Linked DNA regions of Homo sapiens: regions 2 and 3 are each linked to region 1. Evidence: chromatin loops called from intact Hi-C (ENCODE). Cell type or tissue: heart right ventricle. All regions are shown on one strand. Each heading gives the region's core, and the rest is flanking DNA. Links, peaks and the distances in the headings are about the cores only.

The links. A loop is a pair of places that touch in the nucleus more often than their neighbours do. Peaks named below come from ENCODE experiments on the same cell type or tissue, not always from the same donor. Only the 100,000 strongest peaks of a DNase experiment are listed, where the experiment ranks them.
Region 2: it touches region 1 in a loop (2.2-fold over the local background); 10 of 110 quality-filtered maps call a loop at or near these places.
Region 3: a loop joins it to region 1, with 5 times the contacts of the local background. A loop is called at or near these places in 6 of 110 quality-filtered maps.

Annotation. Positions count from the first base shown.
Region 1 is chr13:42,808,771-42,815,186 of GRCh38, forward strand. It overlaps LINC01050 (long intergenic non-protein coding RNA 1050), which reads right to left and starts at 3,792. Exons shown (of 3, transcript NR_125747.1): 1 at 3,622-3,792; 2 at 2,749-3,072; 3 at 1,596-1,860. In heart right ventricle, for the core only: a CTCF peak has its summit at 3,705 (motif pointing left); no DNase peak of the experiment used is centred there.
Region 2 is chr13:42,656,964-42,663,379 of GRCh38, forward strand. No RefSeq gene overlaps it. Among named protein-coding and RNA genes, the nearest start is that of TNFSF11, 86 kb to the left of the region's middle. In heart right ventricle, for the core only: a CTCF peak has its summit at 3,592 (motif pointing right); no DNase peak of the experiment used is centred there.
Region 3 is chr13:42,592,161-42,597,160 of GRCh38, forward strand. The region is part of intron 2 of TNFSF11 (TNF superfamily member 11); the gene reads left to right. Among named protein-coding and RNA genes, the nearest start is that of TNFSF11, 21 kb to the left of the region's middle. RefSeq lists enhancers at 1,075-3,301, 1,109-1,816. In heart right ventricle, for the core only: a CTCF peak has its summit at 3,017 (motif pointing right); a DNase peak (open chromatin) is centred at 2,991; H3K27me3 peaks cover 1,662 bases.

The sequences.
Region 1 (6,416 bases), core at 641-5,640:
GTCTTCCATATATAACACATTCATGACTTTAAATGCTCTTTATGACTCAGCCTCATGCTAAGCCTCAGTTATGGTGCTTTTCTATAATCCCGTGATGCCAACCTCAGGAGCCATTGAGATTTGTAAGCTGGTGCTATAATCTAAATGTTTGTGTCCTTCCCAAAATTCATACGTTGAAATCCTCAACTCCCAAGCGATGGTATTAGGAGGTGGGGCTTTGGGGGAGGTGATAAGATCATGAACCTTCATGAGTGGGATTATTGTCCTAATAAAAGAGGCCCAATGGAGCTCATTCACCCCCTTTCACTATGTGAGGACACAGCTAGAAGGCGCCATCAGTGAACCAGGTCTTCAACAGATGCTGAATGTGCTAGCAGCTTCATCTTAACCTTCCCAGCCCCCAGAACTGTGAGCAATACATTTCTGTTTTAAAAGCTACCCAGTTTTTGGTGTTTTGTTACAGCAGCCTGAACTGGCTAAGACAGTCAGCTTGCCCCTAAACTCAATGTTCACATACAATTCATTCTTTTTCTTGTTTGGTTGTATTCTTCCAGAGTATCTTCTTGTTCCTTCTGATCTCTGCTCCCTGCTGTCACTGGTTCTGCTTTTTATTCTTCATCCCCAATTGCTTGGTCTCATTCCATTTTCTTTTTCCACATAACTCCAGCCTTAACCTTGGTCTTTGTCACTGTCTCCGCTGTCTGTGCCATCCCAGTACTTCTCTTTGTGGGTGCTGACAGGGCTTAATAATAAAGCTAGCCAGGTGCGGTGGCTCATGCCTGTAATCCCAGCACTTTCAGAAGCTGACGCGGGTGGATCACTTGAGGTCAGGAGTTCGAGACCAGCCTGGTCAACATGGTGAAACCCCGTCTCTACTAAAAATTCAAAAATTAGCCAGGCGTGGTTACGCACACCTGTAATCCCAGCTACTCAGGAGGTTGAAACATGAGAATCACTTGAACTCGGGAGGCAGAGGTTGCAGTGAGCAGAGATCATGCCACTGCACTTATGCCTGGGTGACAGAGCAAGACTGTCTTGCTCTGCCTAAAAAATAAAATAAAAAACAAAAAGTATAACCTTAGCCAGCCTATGACTGTGCTGTCTTTTGCTCTGCTAACTGATTCACCCATTTTATTATTCAGTCGCTGTATTCTTGTCTCCTTTCTTCTCCTTTTACTTTTGGATGTGCCATTGTTCTGATTAGTTGAGAGGTGCCGAACAGATAACTAATTATGGCAGTGTGAGCCACAGGATAATTCTCAAGTGATCTCTGCTGTAGCATGTCCCCACATAGGGCATAGTGGGCAAGGTTAAGAAGGAATTCTAACCTTGAATACCTGAGGACCTGACTCCGTTCTCATTCTCTATCCCTGTGCTCATCAGAAAATGCCAATCCTAAGCTATTTGGGTGGGGTTGGTTGGAGAGACATGGAAAAGTACCCTGGGCAGCTGAAGTGCCTGTTAAATCTTACCCACATTTGAACAAATTCACTCTAAGTTGATTTGGTTCTCCTTTAAAATGAGAGAAAGCAAGGACTTAGACTGCCAATTGCCCCCTGAAATTATCTTTGGCTGCATTAAAGAGCTTCACAGAATGACAGTTACTTTTTATTATCAAGAGCTTACTTGTAATTATAAAGTATAGAGAATATACATATATGCCAATGAATGAAGCATGGGAACACTAATAAATTTAAAAATTCAACAGGCTCCTCAAACAACTGGGCCCAAGACAGAAACTGCTCAGAGCAAGATTTTCAAATAGATCTTTTTCTAGTGACTGAGATATTTAAGAAAAATTGGCATAAAGTAGAACCCGGAATCTTCTGTTCACTTATTTTTCTGGCTATTACATCATCCCTGAAAATAAACAAATAAATAAAGCAGGGGTCAGAGAAGGTATAGTACTTTTTGGATGCTGACTATGGATAAGGCTTTTTGCTTGTTTCCACAGCACTTCCTATCCCTGCTTTCTGTATCCTTGGAAAGAAATGTGGAATAATGAAAATAGCAAAAGGCTTGGCAGCCAGGCAGGCCCAGGTGTGATCTCAGTCCCACCATTCATTCTCTGGGTGGCCTTGGGCAGGTCACTCTAACTCTGTGAGCCAAAGGGTCACTAAAGCACCCTTCCTGGAATTCCTTTGAGGAGTCAGTGAGGGAGCACACAGTGAGTGGGGCTTCCCTTCATATCCCCTGCTCTGGGCCAGGGACCAGGACCTGGTGTCAGGGTCTTTACCCAGCACTGTACCAACACTTGCTCTCCAAAATGGGACTAGGGTGAAATTTCTTCACAGTATGAAAATAATGGCCCAGGGAACGAAGCAAATGCCAAGAGCTGAGCCTTAGGGAATGACTAGTAGGCCCAGATTCTTGGGGTGACTTCCTTCGAAGACTTCATTTGTTAACACCTTCCTTCCCTTCTTGTTAGTTTCAGTGGGAAGTAGGATTGGGGTGATTTGGAGAAGCAGTGGGGAATTTAGTTAGGGGAGACTCCTGGGTACCTGTGGGGACATAAAAAGGGATTGGTGTGGGATGGCAGGTAGAGGCCACAAGAGGAGGGCGTGAATGCTACATGAAGGAGTTTGTTGTTGTTTGGTGGAAGAGGAGGAGGTATGCATGTGAGGAGGGGTGGCCATGAGCCTGGAGCTGTCCTGCAGGGCAGCTTCTTTCACTCTGCTGCGTATGTGGTGGAGAGCTCTGACCCACCCTGCTCTTGAGTGTTTCTGAATGCTAGGAGCGGGGACAAACCTGCAAGGCTGATTGGATGTTGAGGAACAAGTATGTAAAGAGAAGTGTATACATAAAAACCAAAAATCCCTGGGGCTTTGAATCCTTCTAGAGCTCCTGGCCACCTTCTTCAGGACAGCAACTGACAGTGTTGTGAAGTGCTTGGCTTTGTCCTTCTCGCAGGCCATCTGGGCTAAGTAGTGAGATCCACGTGGCCAGGAAGGAAGGCATGCATCTCCCCAGGCCTGTGGCTCTCCTTGTATTGACCTTGCTGCTTCCTGGGCTAAGCAGCTGCAGTGAGGGTGTGTTGCCCTGAAGCAGTTACGTCATTCATTAATCCAAATTCTGAAAGACAAATGAGCATATGGTGCTAAAATACTTTTTTTTTAAAAGCCACAGTTTCATTGTCTTAGTCAAAGCAAGATTATTACGTGATTATTTTCAATTCAATATATTTGTTTTGGAGACAGTTTCTTGCTCTGTCACCCAGGCTGGAGTGCAGAGGCACTATCATAGCTCACTGCAGCCTTCAACTCCTAGGCTCAAGTGATCCTCCTGCCTCAGCCTCCTGAGTAGCTGGGACTACAGGCACCTGCCACCATACCCAGCTAACTGTTTTTCCAGTGTTTTTAGAGACAGGGTCTCACTATGTTGTCCAGACTGGTCTCGAACTCCTGGCCTCAAATGATCCTCCCACCTCAGCCCTAAATTCATTTTTTTAAATTAGCAATTTCAAGTATAACAAATTTGGAATAAAGGTTTGTTTTCTATTAATAAAAATGAATAGTGACAAAACCCCCAATATTCTAGATTGTGAGACTTCCCTCTTGTTGTAGTTGGACCACATTTAAGGACTAAATTGGAAGGAAGGAGCAAGAGGAGTCTGTGACAAACCTGTGGTTAAGCTCTCTTTGAAGAAATCGCACAGTATGGCTCCGTGCTCTGAACATGCTCTGTGTCTGCCCTTTTTCAAAGGCGAGACAGCCACCTCGAGGCCAGTCAGACCATGAATAATGGTCTAAGCCCTTGCCACCAGGATGGAGAGGTCTGAGCAGTACAGTGAAGAGGCTTCATCAGCAAGGGCTGATTCAACGGCACCTCTCTCTGGATTCAATGGCATTCTTTCTGGAGGTTAGCCCATTTCTTTAAGTCAGCTCCATCCAAGTTTGATTATCCTTCTTTGAATCTCTTCCAACAATTTGACATCCTTGAGGTTGAATAGCTGAAAACTGCACATAGCGCAGCACTCCACACAAAACACCTTTAGAAATTTCTAGTTGAGAAGAACTTGGGCAAAGTCAAATCTCCCCACTTGATTTTGTTTATGTTCCTCTCTTGGGATTTGTCTTGGGCATGTTACTGTACAAATAACTGCTATCATCATCATCATCAACACCAGTTTTAAGAATTATAATAGCAATAAAATTGACTTACCATTTTTGAGACTGGAGTTTTGTTACCTGATATGGTTTGACCCTGTGTCCCCACCCAAATCACATGTCAAATTGTAATCCCAGTGTTGGAGGAGGGGTCTGGTGGGAGGTGACTGGATCATGGGGGCGGACTTCCCCCTTGCTGTTCTCATGATAGTGAGTGAGTTCTCATGAGATCTGGCTTTTTGAAATGTGTAGCACCTCCTCCTGCTCTCTATTCCTCCTGCTCCTGCCATGTGAGACATGCTGGCTTCCCCTTTGCCTTCCGCCATGATTGTAAATTTCTCGAGGCTTCCCAAGCCATGCCTCCTGTACAGCCTGTGGAACTGTGAGTCAATCAAACCTCTTTTCTTTATAAATTACCCAGTCTTGGGTAGTTCTTTACAGCAGCATGAGAACAGACTAATACATTACCTAAAACAAATTTTGGAAACAAATCAGGTCATTAAAAAGTGCAAGCACGGCCAGCCATACTAAGCCACCTGTTCACTGTGTTGCTGGGGTTTTTTTTTTTTTTTCAATTTATTTTTTTGAGCCAGCATTCTTTTGTGAATATCAATTTCTACTGGGCAATCAGGCCATGTGGTCTCTCCTCTGGACTGGCCCCTACAGCCTTCCACACTCTGTGACACTCAGTGGCCACAGGCCCCTGGAAAATTGGATGTGTGACTGAGTCTTTAAGAGGTGGAGTGACTTACTTTAATTCAGTAAGTCAATATGTTTTAAACTCAGATTGTTTGTTCCACAATAGGAAAAAGCTGTGAAATTTCTTGTCTCAGCTCTGTCTACCACTACTTTGGAGGGGCTACAGGTATCAGTGAGATAAACCAAAGTCAGATATTCAAACTGGGGCATAAAATGTTCTGCATGAGTGTCAAGAATGGTTCTTTGGGTGTGGCGAAGGGTTCACACCTACATTTAATTTTCGAAATGTGTTTCTTAAAAATATGCCAAAAAGATACCTAGAAAAACACATATCACTGATTGAAATATGTAATGCATTTAAATATACATACATATGTATATACACACACACATATATGTTTTCATAATCACACTAATATCTGCCCTGCTACACTGATGGTCAAATATTTTGGGAGAGAACATCTGGCAGCCTACCTCTAGTCATCTTTTCCTCTATAAAACTCTTCCAATACCCTGTTCTAGCTATGCTTAACCTTCCAAGCTTATCAAACAAGTCAGGTTCTCTCTCCACTCCACACATTGCTCAAATTGCTTCCACTGCCTCAGATATCCTGCTCTGCCCCCATTCTTAACCTGGCTACCTACTCTTAGAGTTTCAGTGATCTCTTCCAGGAAGCCTTCAAACATGCACACACAAATACTTGACTAGCATCTCATGCACAGATACTTGCATACTTGACTGGTACCTCATGCTTACTTCTATCAGATGATAGCGTTGGCTACCCCGTATAGGACGATCTGTTTACTTATCTGTCCCCCGCCACACCAGACATAGGCCATCAGGTCCACCAGGACTGGTGTCTTTATTGTTGCATGTTTCCATTCTTCACACAGCACCTGGAAAATAGGTAAATAAATATTAAGTGAGTGAATGAATGAATGAATGAATGGGATGAAGGAATGAATTCTTGCTACTGACTGGTGCATAGTTGCTACGCACATCCACCTCCAATTCAGCTCCCTGCTGGAGTCTGAAATTGAAGGCTGGTGGAGAGAGGATTTGGTCTTCCTAGGCAAAATGCAGTTACCTGACTTAACCATTCACACTCCATGTGGATGGGATAAAAACACCTAAGTGAGTTTTTCTTGTCCTGGTGATTTTTGTAGCAGTTTGTGGCTCATTTTTATCAAGTCTAGATACAATTTTCTTTCATGTGCTATGAAGTCTTGGTTCCTGTAACACAAACCTCTTTAATCATTAGTCTTTCTGGTAGAATTTGATAGGGGCCATATAAAATGCTTCTCTTCATCTGCTAAGAGCCATTTATGGACACTTACTATGAGCAATATACATTGCAAAAGACCAGAAAACTCACCCTCTGCTTATGATTCAGCACTGTAACATGATAGCCTGGAAACTAGTCTGATAGTTTAATCAGTGCTATGTGATCCTTATTTGTGGTTGGCTGCCTCATCAATTTTCATTTGGGAATTGAAATGGACTCTGAGGCAGATATGGCATTAATTATGGGGGAAATTGGTTGCAATATGCCTTGAGGTAAAACCCTTCTGATGGGAATCTAAGATTGAAAGAAAGCCAAATTATAAAAG
Region 2 (6,416 bases), core at 659-5,658, 150 kb before region 1:
AGATGCTCAGCCATCTCGAGGGGTACAGAAAAAGTCACCAAATAAATGTGAATAATGATGATTACAGAGATTCGAACTGAGGACACAATCTCCTTATTCTACATTCGATTTAAATAATCTTCACAGGAGTAGTAAAGTGTAACTCCTTCCCGCAGAGGGCTGCAGTGACATAAACTGATGTGACAGATGGACACACCATAGCCCACCCTAATTAGCATTCATTAGCATACTAAGTTGTATCTTGATCAGGCAGCGAACACAAGGTGTGCACAGAAACAGCATTTTCATGAACCCCATCCAGCTAAGATGCCTCTCTTCACCTTGGTGGGGGAAATTCATAGGATAATCATGCCATGATGCTTGGTGCTAAGTACTGTGCCACAAACAGAAAAGGTTTCAGGCTTAGGTGGAGGCAACCTAGAAAGGAGTGACTATTTCAAAACAGAAACTTAGGTTAAGCAGGACACAGAGAAATGTGAGACTTAAAAGACATGAAGGTCCCCAGAGATGGGAGAGGATTTGGAAGGGTAGTGGGAGAAAGGAGATCGTTTTTTACCTTTGTTTTTAAAGAAAAGCCATTCCCTGAAATTGAGGAAAGAGATCTTCTTTGTGTATCATTTCAGTGTGTCTATGTTGTCTTTGCTATTAGTGTGAAAAGCCTTTTATTTGAGCAGAAAAGGAATCAATAGAGAGAGGAAGAAAAGAAGGAAAACGAGTGCACACCACCACCTGCTTTTCTGGGAAGACAGAAAGCATAAAAAGAAGATACATGTAAGGTGTTTTGAGCACAATAAATATGTGGGGGTTTTTTTTTTTTTTTTTTTGGCACTGCCCTTCAGGATGATATTGGAAAAAAAACAACCACTTTCTTCTCCTAGGGCTGTGGGGTCATCAATTGAAGGGAAATTGCTTCCACCAGCTGATGACGCCCAAATCCATACCTCTAATTTCAGATCCTTCTTTTGAGCTTGGTGTCCATATATCTAGGGATTTACAGGACACTCATTCATATAGACGTCCAAGTATTTCTGGAGGATGTACCATGAGGCAGGAAGTGTGTAGTGGAGAATCTGGGCTGAGTTTATTATTTAGTTTTGGACAGAGACAAGTGAGAAGAAACTGTTACTGCCGAGAGGGAGAATCACTGCGAGGGGAGCACACGCAGGAGCTCCACCCTGCCTGGGGCCGTGGAGGCGAGGAAGTAAGTGACACTGGAGTCTAGACCTGAGTTATGAGGAGGGATTGCCCAGAGACAAGCTCAGGGAGAGGCCACAGAAGATGCGGGAAAACAGGTAAGGGCCACAGCCTTTTCAAACACCCGGAGAAGACAGAGATGATGGCATGCGTGATGGAGAAACAGTGATGTTTGGAATGGCGGGAATGTCTAGTAAGCTTCAAGCACTCCAACATCTAACTCTGCCCCTCCTTTTGTATTCTCTCTTCTTGTGAATGACACTACGGCCTTCCCAGTCCCCCACACCAGCCACCTGCACATCTTCCTGTTTCCCTTTACTTTCCATTCCTCCCCCAAATCCAATAAACCACCACCTTTCTTCTAAGAGTCTTGCAGACGGGGATCCTCTTTTCCAAGCCCCTCTTCTCTCCCCTGGACTGCTGTGACGGTCTCCGTGCTTATCCTCCTGTCTTTACCTTGTCCCCTCCAGCCCATGAGACACATCGTTGTTGGAGTGCTCTCTGCAGAAAACAGAATCTGTCTCATCTTTTCCCATCACCACCCCTCAGTGTCTACTCACGGCCCTCAGAATTAGTTAGCATCTACTTCATCTCAGGGCATGCGAGGCTTCGTATGATTTGACCTCTGCTCAAACTTGCAGACCCCCCTATTTTCAGCCACTCTCCTGCATCTAACCTAAGATCCCATTACATGGAGCTTCCTTCAGTTACCAGAGCTTGCCCAACTCTCAAATTGAGTATTTTGTGTTTATTCTTTCCTTAAATGTCCCCACACTTCCTGTCTAGTTAATTCTATTATTTTATAATTCTCAGTGGAGACATCACCAACTGTGAGAAGCCTCCTTTGAAAGCCTCGTTGCCAGTCTAGATGGGGAAGCCTACATGCTTCCAAGCAGCCTGTGCTCTCCTCTCCCATAGCACAAGTCACTGAGTCTGTCTGTTCCTCATCAGGCTCAAAGTGCTTTGAGGGGCAGGTACCAATTATTTCATCTTGTATTCATTTGAGCCTAGCACAGTGTCCCCAAGCATTCATTCACTCTATTCTGCTTTTTTAACCACCTCAAGATGTTATAGTATGTTTCTGTGTAGTATCTGCCCCACTCTAAGGCAAGCTGTACAATGCCAGGGAGTTTGTTTTGTTCAATCCGTTGCCATGACAATGATACCTGGCAGAGGATAGGTGTTGAAGTAATTGTGTATTTGTTGAATGAATGAGTGAATGAATCTGATGTTCATGCCCTGATCCTAGCTTTGGTCCATTACGACTTCATCATGGCAAATCCCTATTTTTTCAGTTTTCTTTGACCTGAGATTCTTTAGTAAGTGGTTGCTGACTAACTATTTGACATGGGACAAGTTGCTAATCCCCTCTCTGTCTCAGTTTCTCCTTTGGTGAGGAGAAATCTAGCTTCATTAAATTGACATGCAGTTAAATCTACTTCATTAAATTGACATGAGAGTTAAATTAGTTTATTCATGTACAATATTTAAACAGTACCTAGCACATGGTAAATGTCCAGTAAATGTTAGCTATCATCATCATCAAAATTACCTCCATCTTGTTTTTATATCCCACACTCCTTTAAAATCATTCTTTGAAACATTTTTCCTCCTACAAAGTCTTCAAGCTATAACTGTCCCAATCATTTTAGGGGCCACAGGACAGCTTCATGCAGAGTCTCTAGCATAATGCTAGATAGTTATTAAATGCTTGACTAGAATGACAATTTGGAATTCCTCTTTTAAAATACTGGCATCTTGATGTGTAGGTCATCTTTTCAGATTGCCCCATACTGAACTGATCTGCACTATTCAATAGAAAATGAGTTTTTGGGAAACAGCGTTTTCTTGTCTATTCTCTCACTTCAGTTAGGAATAACAGTTATAAGCAGAATAACAATAGCATTTCTATTTTTATACATGACATCCATCCACCTGTTTTTCAAAACCTGACACCTGAGCCAGATGGATTTCATCCTAGTTTTATTTTCTTTCTTTTTCTTTTTTATTTTTGGAGAGGCTGGGATAATACCTGCACAGTGAGAGCAAAGCCATGGCCCCAGAAGCAAGGAGAGCTCATCCTAGGTTTAGATAGGAACTTAAATAAGGAAAAAACCTTCCTCAGGTGCTCCAAGAATCAAATAAACACATGTTCACAGTGGCATTTCCATGGAGATGTTAGAAAGCCAATCTGAGCGTGCTATTCCATGTAATTTGAACAGGTGCAAGTTAAGCATGGTGGCTTGCATTCCTATAATGCCAATAAAAGCTTTAATACTCTGGAGATTAATTAATGATAAAAACAAGATCTTGCTGGCATCTGTGATGAATGCTTGTGGGTATTGAATACATAGCCTGACACAGGTATGTGTGTCTGTATATGTGCATTGAGTTTAAGCATTGTCCAAAAGATGGCACTGTTTGTGTTTTTATCATGTTTAATTGCAAACTTTATACTATCTAGGCATATTAATGAACTAATTTAAGACAGAGCAGAGATATCATCCTCCACACAAATCAAACTGCTACTTTATTATAGGCCCTTTCAAACTCTTCATCTCTTTCCTCACGAAATGAATATGCCCAAGCTGTTAAATGCAATAACTGCAATGTCAGCAAACCTTTTATTTATCAAATACTTTTTTTTCTATCTTAAAGGGGATTATAAAACCTACCTTTGAAATCATTACAGATACACGACAGAAGACGGATAATTGTGACATATTTAACTTTTTAATCTTGGGAAGCTAGATTTTTCAAATATAAGTACTTCTTGATCATTTAAACGTGACTACACATGTAACACACAACTGGTAGTTGCAGTAATTATTAAAAAGCATTGTTCTTTGAAATTACTAACACAGCAAAAGGTGAAATCTCCAAATAACTTTATGAGGGCAAATAGGAAATTAGCTCCAATAACATTCTACAATCTCAAAATGTACTAGGGAATACTTCTGTGTGGGAGTGAGACATGCTGAGAGATGGCTTGTTAGAAGCACTCTGATGTTGCAGTGGACATATACATTTTTGCCTGTACAGCATGTCTTTTGGAAATCACCGTTCCTCATTCTTAAGCGACTTGCAGTCATTGTTCATTGGCCAAAGCAAGTCAAATGGCAACCCTAAATTCAATGGGTTGTGGAAGTGCAGGACTGCTATGTTCCTGAAAGGGTGGGGGGAAAGTGAAGTATTTAGATAATGTGTACTATTACCTAAATTCAGGGTGTGGTTTTCATAAGGCTAGAAGCAAAAGCCAGTGAGTGGTTTCGCCAAGTTGGCGGAGAAGGGGTTTGTTAGATACGGAGATAAATAAAATTCCATAAAAAAAGCTTTCCCTAATGACAAAGAATCATCAGGGAGAAATGACACAGAATTTGCATTAATGTACATACTAGAGTGGATTAGAATGTTTTTTCACTCCAACTCCTACAGAGTCACTTATAGCCAAGGCTAGATTAGAGCTTTATAGAGCAGAAAACATTTTCCCTTTATGCAAAAAATTTTCAGGGAACTAATGTTCTTTTTGATACCAGCAGAAAGCAAACAGTGTTAAGATACTTTTATTATGGTAGGTAGCGTTTGAAATATGTTCCCAGCAATGTAAAAGAGCAGCAAGTGAGTAGCCTGCTAAGAGTCCTGTAGCAATTAGGAACTTCCAGAGAACGAATAAAGATTTCTCTTATGCATATTTAATAACAGCTGAAATTTTATGGTAGAGAGTGCCAGGAATTTTGTGTCTATGTGTTTGTTTTTCTTTATTTCTTGCTTCCTATTGCATCCTCTAATATCTTATTAGTTTGTAACATTCTCTTAGTGGCTTCAGTATAATAACTTGTATTGGAATTATCTGTTCATATTTTATGTTTCCTGAAGAACTGGGTATAAGGAGACAAAGATAAGATTCATTGACATAGGGAAGTTGCTTAGATGCAGAAAAAGCGCTGAAAAAAACTAAGACACTAGCTGGGATAGATTTGTTTCCTGTTAGTAGCTGTGCATGAATGCATCAATGTTGTTGAACATTTGTTTTCCCTGATACTGTGTATCAAATGAGAACTGTTCAGTGACTTCTATAATGCATTTTAGGTGATCTTGGGGCTGGGTGCAGTGGTGCATGCCTGTAATCCTAGCATTGGGAGGATTGCTTGAGATCAGGAGTTCAAGACCAGCCTGGGCAAAATAGTGAGACCCTGTTTCCTCAAAAAAAAATAAAAATAAAGTAAATTAATAATAAAAACAAAAAGTGAATTTAATAATATGGTTCACCTGCTGCAAGCTACATAATGAATATGAATACATAATAAGTCTTAATGTATTTTTTTTTGAGGTGGAGTTTCACTCTGTTGCCCAGGCTAAAGTGCAGTGGTGTGATCTCAGCTCACTGAAACCTTTGTCTCCCGGGTTCAAGTGATTCACTTGCCTCAGCCTCCTGAGTAGCTGGGACTATAGGCTCCCACCACCACACCCGGCTAATTTTTGTATTTTTAGTAGATTAGGGTTCATCATGTTGCCCAGGCTGGTCTTGAACTCCTGACCTCAAGAGGCAAGTGAATCACCTGCCTCAGCCTCCCAAAGAGCTGGGATTACAAGTGTGAGCCACCGAGCCTGGCCCAGTAAGTCTTAATGTATTTGAATATACTAAAGAAGTTAAGTCATAGGCTTTGGAGTTGCATATAGCTCAGTGTGAAGCCCAGATGCTATTTGTTTACTGTGTAATCTTGTCTAAATCACTTCACCTCTCTGAGCTTTAGTTTCCTCTCCTGGCTTACCTAATCATGCTCACTTGAGTAATATTAAGGTAACCTCATAGGATTGTTTTGAGAATTATACAATATAACTTACATAAAGAACCAGGCACAGTGTCTGAACATAGTAAGTAGTTAATAAATATTAGCTATTAATGATCAAAGCACAGATTTTTTTTTCCAAAAAATCTTCTTTGTCTCCTTAAACCTTGTGATAGGTAAACAGGAAAGGTATTATTATGCTCTGCTGCAGGACACGGAGACTCAGAGGGTTTAAAGGATATACTTTCAGGTCACCTGAGGAGGTCATGCAAAGCTGAGGTCTAGTGATGTCCAGCTCAGTGAAATTTTCCTGCCATCACCATGTGGATAGTTACACTAATAAGCACTCCCATCTGTAAGCCATTTACATCCATGGTTAGTTAGTTTTAGGTATCTAAATAGCCATACCATAGTATCCAGTGATTTAATCAA
Region 3 (5,000 bases), core at 1-5,000, 220 kb before region 1:
GTTCTGCAATTCAATTATGATACTAACTATTGGGAGGTAACACAGCCCCAACAGGTTAAAGGCTCAGCCCCACAAGACTGTCCCACTTCAGATGCCATTCACAAGTGCTAGGTTGTTGCCTGTATTTCTGACCAACCAGCTACAAATCGGGGGTTCCCATGACCTCCTACTCAGGTTCGGTAATATTCTTGAATGGCTCACAGAACTCAGGAAAGCACTTGACTTACTATGACCAGCTTATTATAAAGGATACAATCAGGATCCACCCAATGGAAGAGATGCTTAGGGCCAGGTATGGGGATGGAGAGGGTCGTGGAGCCTCCTTGCCTCTCAGGGCATGCCACTCCCTCAGCACCTGGCATGTTCACCTGCTAGGAAGGCAGTGGTTACCCTGGCTCAAGCCCACTGTTGAGAGTTTTTATGGAGGCTTCATTACATAGACATAGTTTATTAAATCATTGGCCATTGGTGGTTGATGTCAACCGGGAGGTCAGGAAGTCAAGGGGTGTGATATGGTTTGGCTCTGTGTCTCCACCCAAATCTTACCTCCAATTGTAATTCCCATAATCCCCAAGTGTCAAGGGTGGGACCAGGTAGAGGTAATTGGATCATGGGGGGTGGTTCCCCCATGCTGTTCTCATGGTAGTGAATCTCATGAGATCTGATGGTTTTATAAGCATCTGGCATTTCCCCTGCTTGCACTCACTCCGTCCTGCCACCCTGTGATGAAGGTGCCTGCTTCTCCTTTGCCTTCCACCAAGACTGTAGGTTTCCTGAGGCTTCCCCAGCCATGCGGAACCGTAAGCCAATTAAACCTCTTTCATTTATAAATTACCCAGTCTTGGCCAGTTCTTTATAGCAGTGTGAAAACAGACTAATACAGGCTGGGACTGAAAGATCCAATCTTCTAATCACATGACCGGTCCCTCTGGAAACCAGATCCCATTCTCCAAGGGTCACATCATTAGCATAAACTCAGGTAAGGTTGGAAGGGGCTGATTTTGAATAACAAAGGATGCTTCTGTGACACCTGTCATGCGGGAAATTCCAAAGGCTTTAGGAGCTCAGTGCTAGGAACCTGGGATGAAGACGAATTGCATATTTCTTATTATATTACAATATTACACAGGCCCAGTTATGCAGGGCCTTCTAAGCCCTGGTAAGGAACGTGGACTTGAACCTGAAGTCTGGAAGCAGCCCCCAGAGGATTTTAAGAAGGGACATGTACTTTAGGATGCACTCTAACCTCAGTGGATCACTTTGAGGAGGGCAGGAGACAGGAAGAGGAGGTAGGAAGCTATTATGCTAGTCCTAATGAGAAATGATGAAAACTTGAAGGAAGGCAGTGGTACCCAGGTTGGAGAGGAGGGAATGGATTTCCCAGCTATTTACAAGGTGGAAATCTGCAGGACTTCTCTGCAGGAATTGGAAACTGGCTATTCATTTTCAGAAATAACCCATGTGTGGCATTCATGTGCTAACTCGGCTGATGAATGCACTATTCTTGTAACTAGGTTGGAGAAGAATTACATGAAGGGTATCATTAAGATGTTAAAATGAATGCATTACATATGTTAACAAGTGTATGAACCCTGTATTATATCTGGCAAACGGGGTGTTAAATCCTTGTTCAACCAGCCAGATGTCTCTGCAGCTGCTGCTGGTATTGCAGAGGGAGGCAGCCACCTGAGACCCCAGCTATAAGCTGGTGCCAGTGATTTCCAAAGCATCTGGCTGTACAAATTCCTTCTTCTGTGCTCTGATTGACAGGTACCACATGGATCACACAATTCACATCACAATGCACAGGTGAGATTTTCAGTCTGATAAGCCCAGACTCCAGCAACTTGACCTTTTCAGAATATCTTTGCAGCTGAGAATGTTCTCAGTTGGAGCTGAAATCTATTTATTATTATTATTATTAATTTATTTTTTTTGAGATGGAGTCTCATTCTGTTGCCCAGGCTGGAGTGCAGTGGTGTGATCTCGGCTCACTGTAACCTCTGCCTCCCGGGCTCAAGCGATCTCGTGCCTTAGCCTCCCGAGTACCTGGGATTACTGGCAACTGCCACCATGCCCAGATAATTTTGAAAATATTTTTAGTAGAGACGAGGTTTTGCTGTATTGGCCAGGCTGGTCTTGAACTCCTGGCCTGAGGTTGATCCACTTGCCTCAGCCTCCGAAAGTGCTGGGATTACAGGTGTGAGCCACTGCACCAGGCCTATTTATATTACTTTGTAAGTTGAAAAAAAAAACACTGTAGTAAAACAATCTTAAAAACAACTTAATAACATTCTCTCCTGAATTGGAATGTTATCAAAGTCTTGTTTGGGGCAGTTATTCAGCTGAATTTACAAAGAGGGGCGTATCCTTTGCTGTAAATGTTTAAATTGCCTGAAGCAAAATTCCCATAACTACTTAAAGGAGTTGAAAATACTCCTAAGTGTTTATACTTATTCTTACACAGTACCATCTCTCCTGAGTGGCCCTAGTTTACTGAGATTGAGCCAGCTCTGAGACATCTCCCTCCTCCTTAAGTTTGGCAAATATCCTAAAACGTTTGAAAAGATGTTTAAAAGATCTGAAGGAAGCTGGTCTCAATGGACCAGAGACAAAGTCTGCACAGCCAGGCTCCTGGGAATTGCACTTCTTGGATGTTGAGTTCAGGAGAGGCAGTACTAGAGACCACAGTTACACAATCACATTGATCTTTTGTGTACTTTGTTTCCTGCAGAAGAAATTGTGTAATCCCAGCATTTTTTTATGAGTTAAATAGAAGTTGAAATTTAAAAAAAAAAATCACATTGGTTGTTTTCCTGTCTGTTTAAATGTACTCTGACAGCAAAGATGAAAAGTTAATGCAGTCTAAATAGAAAAATACCACAATGAGAAGATTTTAAAAAAATATTGTGAAATATCCTCATCTCTATTGTTTTTAGACGTTGGGGTTTCAAATCTGCAAAGGCTGACTGCGGCGTTGTCAGGATTGTCAATGTTGGACAGCGTCCACTAGGTGGCAGTATCTCAGAAGGTTTCTTTTATCCTTGAATGGGCAGAGATTTCTTTGGTTGCTCTCTTTGGTAGTTCGGTTTCCTTTTTTTGTCTTGTTTTGAAGGGTTAAATGAAGCTATCATAATTTACTTATCTAAAATTGCACTTATCTAAAAATGCATAAATTCATTGCAAGGCCTACTTGTTACAGCGTGACCATAAATGAGTTTATTCATTCATGTGAATTTTCTTGGTAACTTATTATTAATGATCCTAGCGTGTAACAGATGATGAATATGCCGTATCCTGAGAAGGTAGATCACAAATCCTCCTGGGAAGCTGGACATGGGTGCTCATTAGCCAAGAGAAGAAAATAGGGGCGTCCTTTGCCCAGCTTCCTCAGCCTGGTAACTGTTTCTGGCTTCTGCTCCAGGCTGTTCGCTGAGAGGTTTGTTGAAGTTACCTGCACTTCTCTACGCAAATCTACAGGCATTCTGATGGCGTAGGTAACATGTGGTTGTGTTGGATGTTTATTCAGAGTGTTAACTAACTGGTTTTTGTTAATTTACAGCTGGCTTAAAATAAGATAAAATGTACATACATTTTTTAAAAGATCTCTTTCATGTGAATAATTTGTTCAGAAGAAAGGAGTCGGGATATTCTTTTGTAGTATTTTCCCAAAATTAGATTATCAGAACTTTCTGAATTCAAAGAAACCGGCAGTGCCGTCTGAATGATAAGATTTTGGAATAAAGAACTATAGAAATTTTAAAACACTCTAATTAATCTGACAGATGTAGAGGACTAATGTGGATGAAAAGAAATGTAAATGCAAAGCTTAGAAAATAAATGGAATTGTCAATTGGGGTGAAGTTTGGGTTCGTCTTCAGAAGGACTCCTATAATCCTGAAAATGAAAAATATTAGGGGGCTATCAAAAGGTCTGTGTTTGGCATGTGCATAGCAAGGTCTCTGATCTTTGAGAAGATGGCAACATGGAATGGCTCCAGCTTTGTGGAGTGGACTCGATAGGGTCATGTTTGGAGATGCAATGTCCCTTATCCATGTCCTGCAGGTCTTAGTCTTGGGGGTTCATCAGCCAAGCCATAAACATGGGTTGGCCAGTTCTCAGCCAGTTGTTTTCTGAAGCCCCTGGGAATTCTGAGATCATATTTTCTGATGTCCCGGCTCCTTTTTGTCAGATCCCAGGATCCCCAGCAGCCAGATGCCAGTCAAGGTGAGCCACCTTTTCAGAGTTACTGCTTCAGGGAGGGAGTCACGCTAGGGATTCCTGGGTGGGCTAGTGGTATTTTGTCCCAGCTTTCAGGAGTGTATTTTATGACGATGGCTTGTAAAAGGATATGGGCATACAGATCCAGAGACCAAAGTTCAAGTCTCAGCTTTATTAGGTGAAGCCTTATTCTCTCTCTGCCTCCATTTCTCAGTCTGAAAAATGAGGTTAGTAGTAGTTATAGTTTTCCAGGCTCTGATTCTAACAAAAGTCAAATATGGTAACAGGGAAAATACTTTGCTGTCTACAAATGTAAGAGGTTATTAAATTTTCAATACGTGGAATATATATGCAAGTCATGAGACTATAGTAAACCCTTAACTAAATTGAGATGTCACCAAACAACTATTCATGGGAACACTTAATTAGTAACAATGCTTCTCAATACCTGCTACATATTCTTATCATCTGGGAGCATCTTTAAAAAACTACCCAGTCACTATCAGACTAATTGGGTTCATTATCCTGGCTGAGGTTGGGGTCAGGGTATGGGTATCTTCTAAACTGCCTAGGTGTCTCTGCTGCGCAGCCAGGTCCCTCACTGGAATGCATCAAGTACTGCCTACAAAACTTCAGTTACAATCTCAAGGCCAGAAGACACCCTAAAAGTCTAGTCTTAGAAGAATGTTATTTTTATGATTGATATCTGTGCACATAAATAACAATGGTTTTAGAGCTCAAAAAGCTGGGGTGCAGATACAGATATTGGGAATACTTTC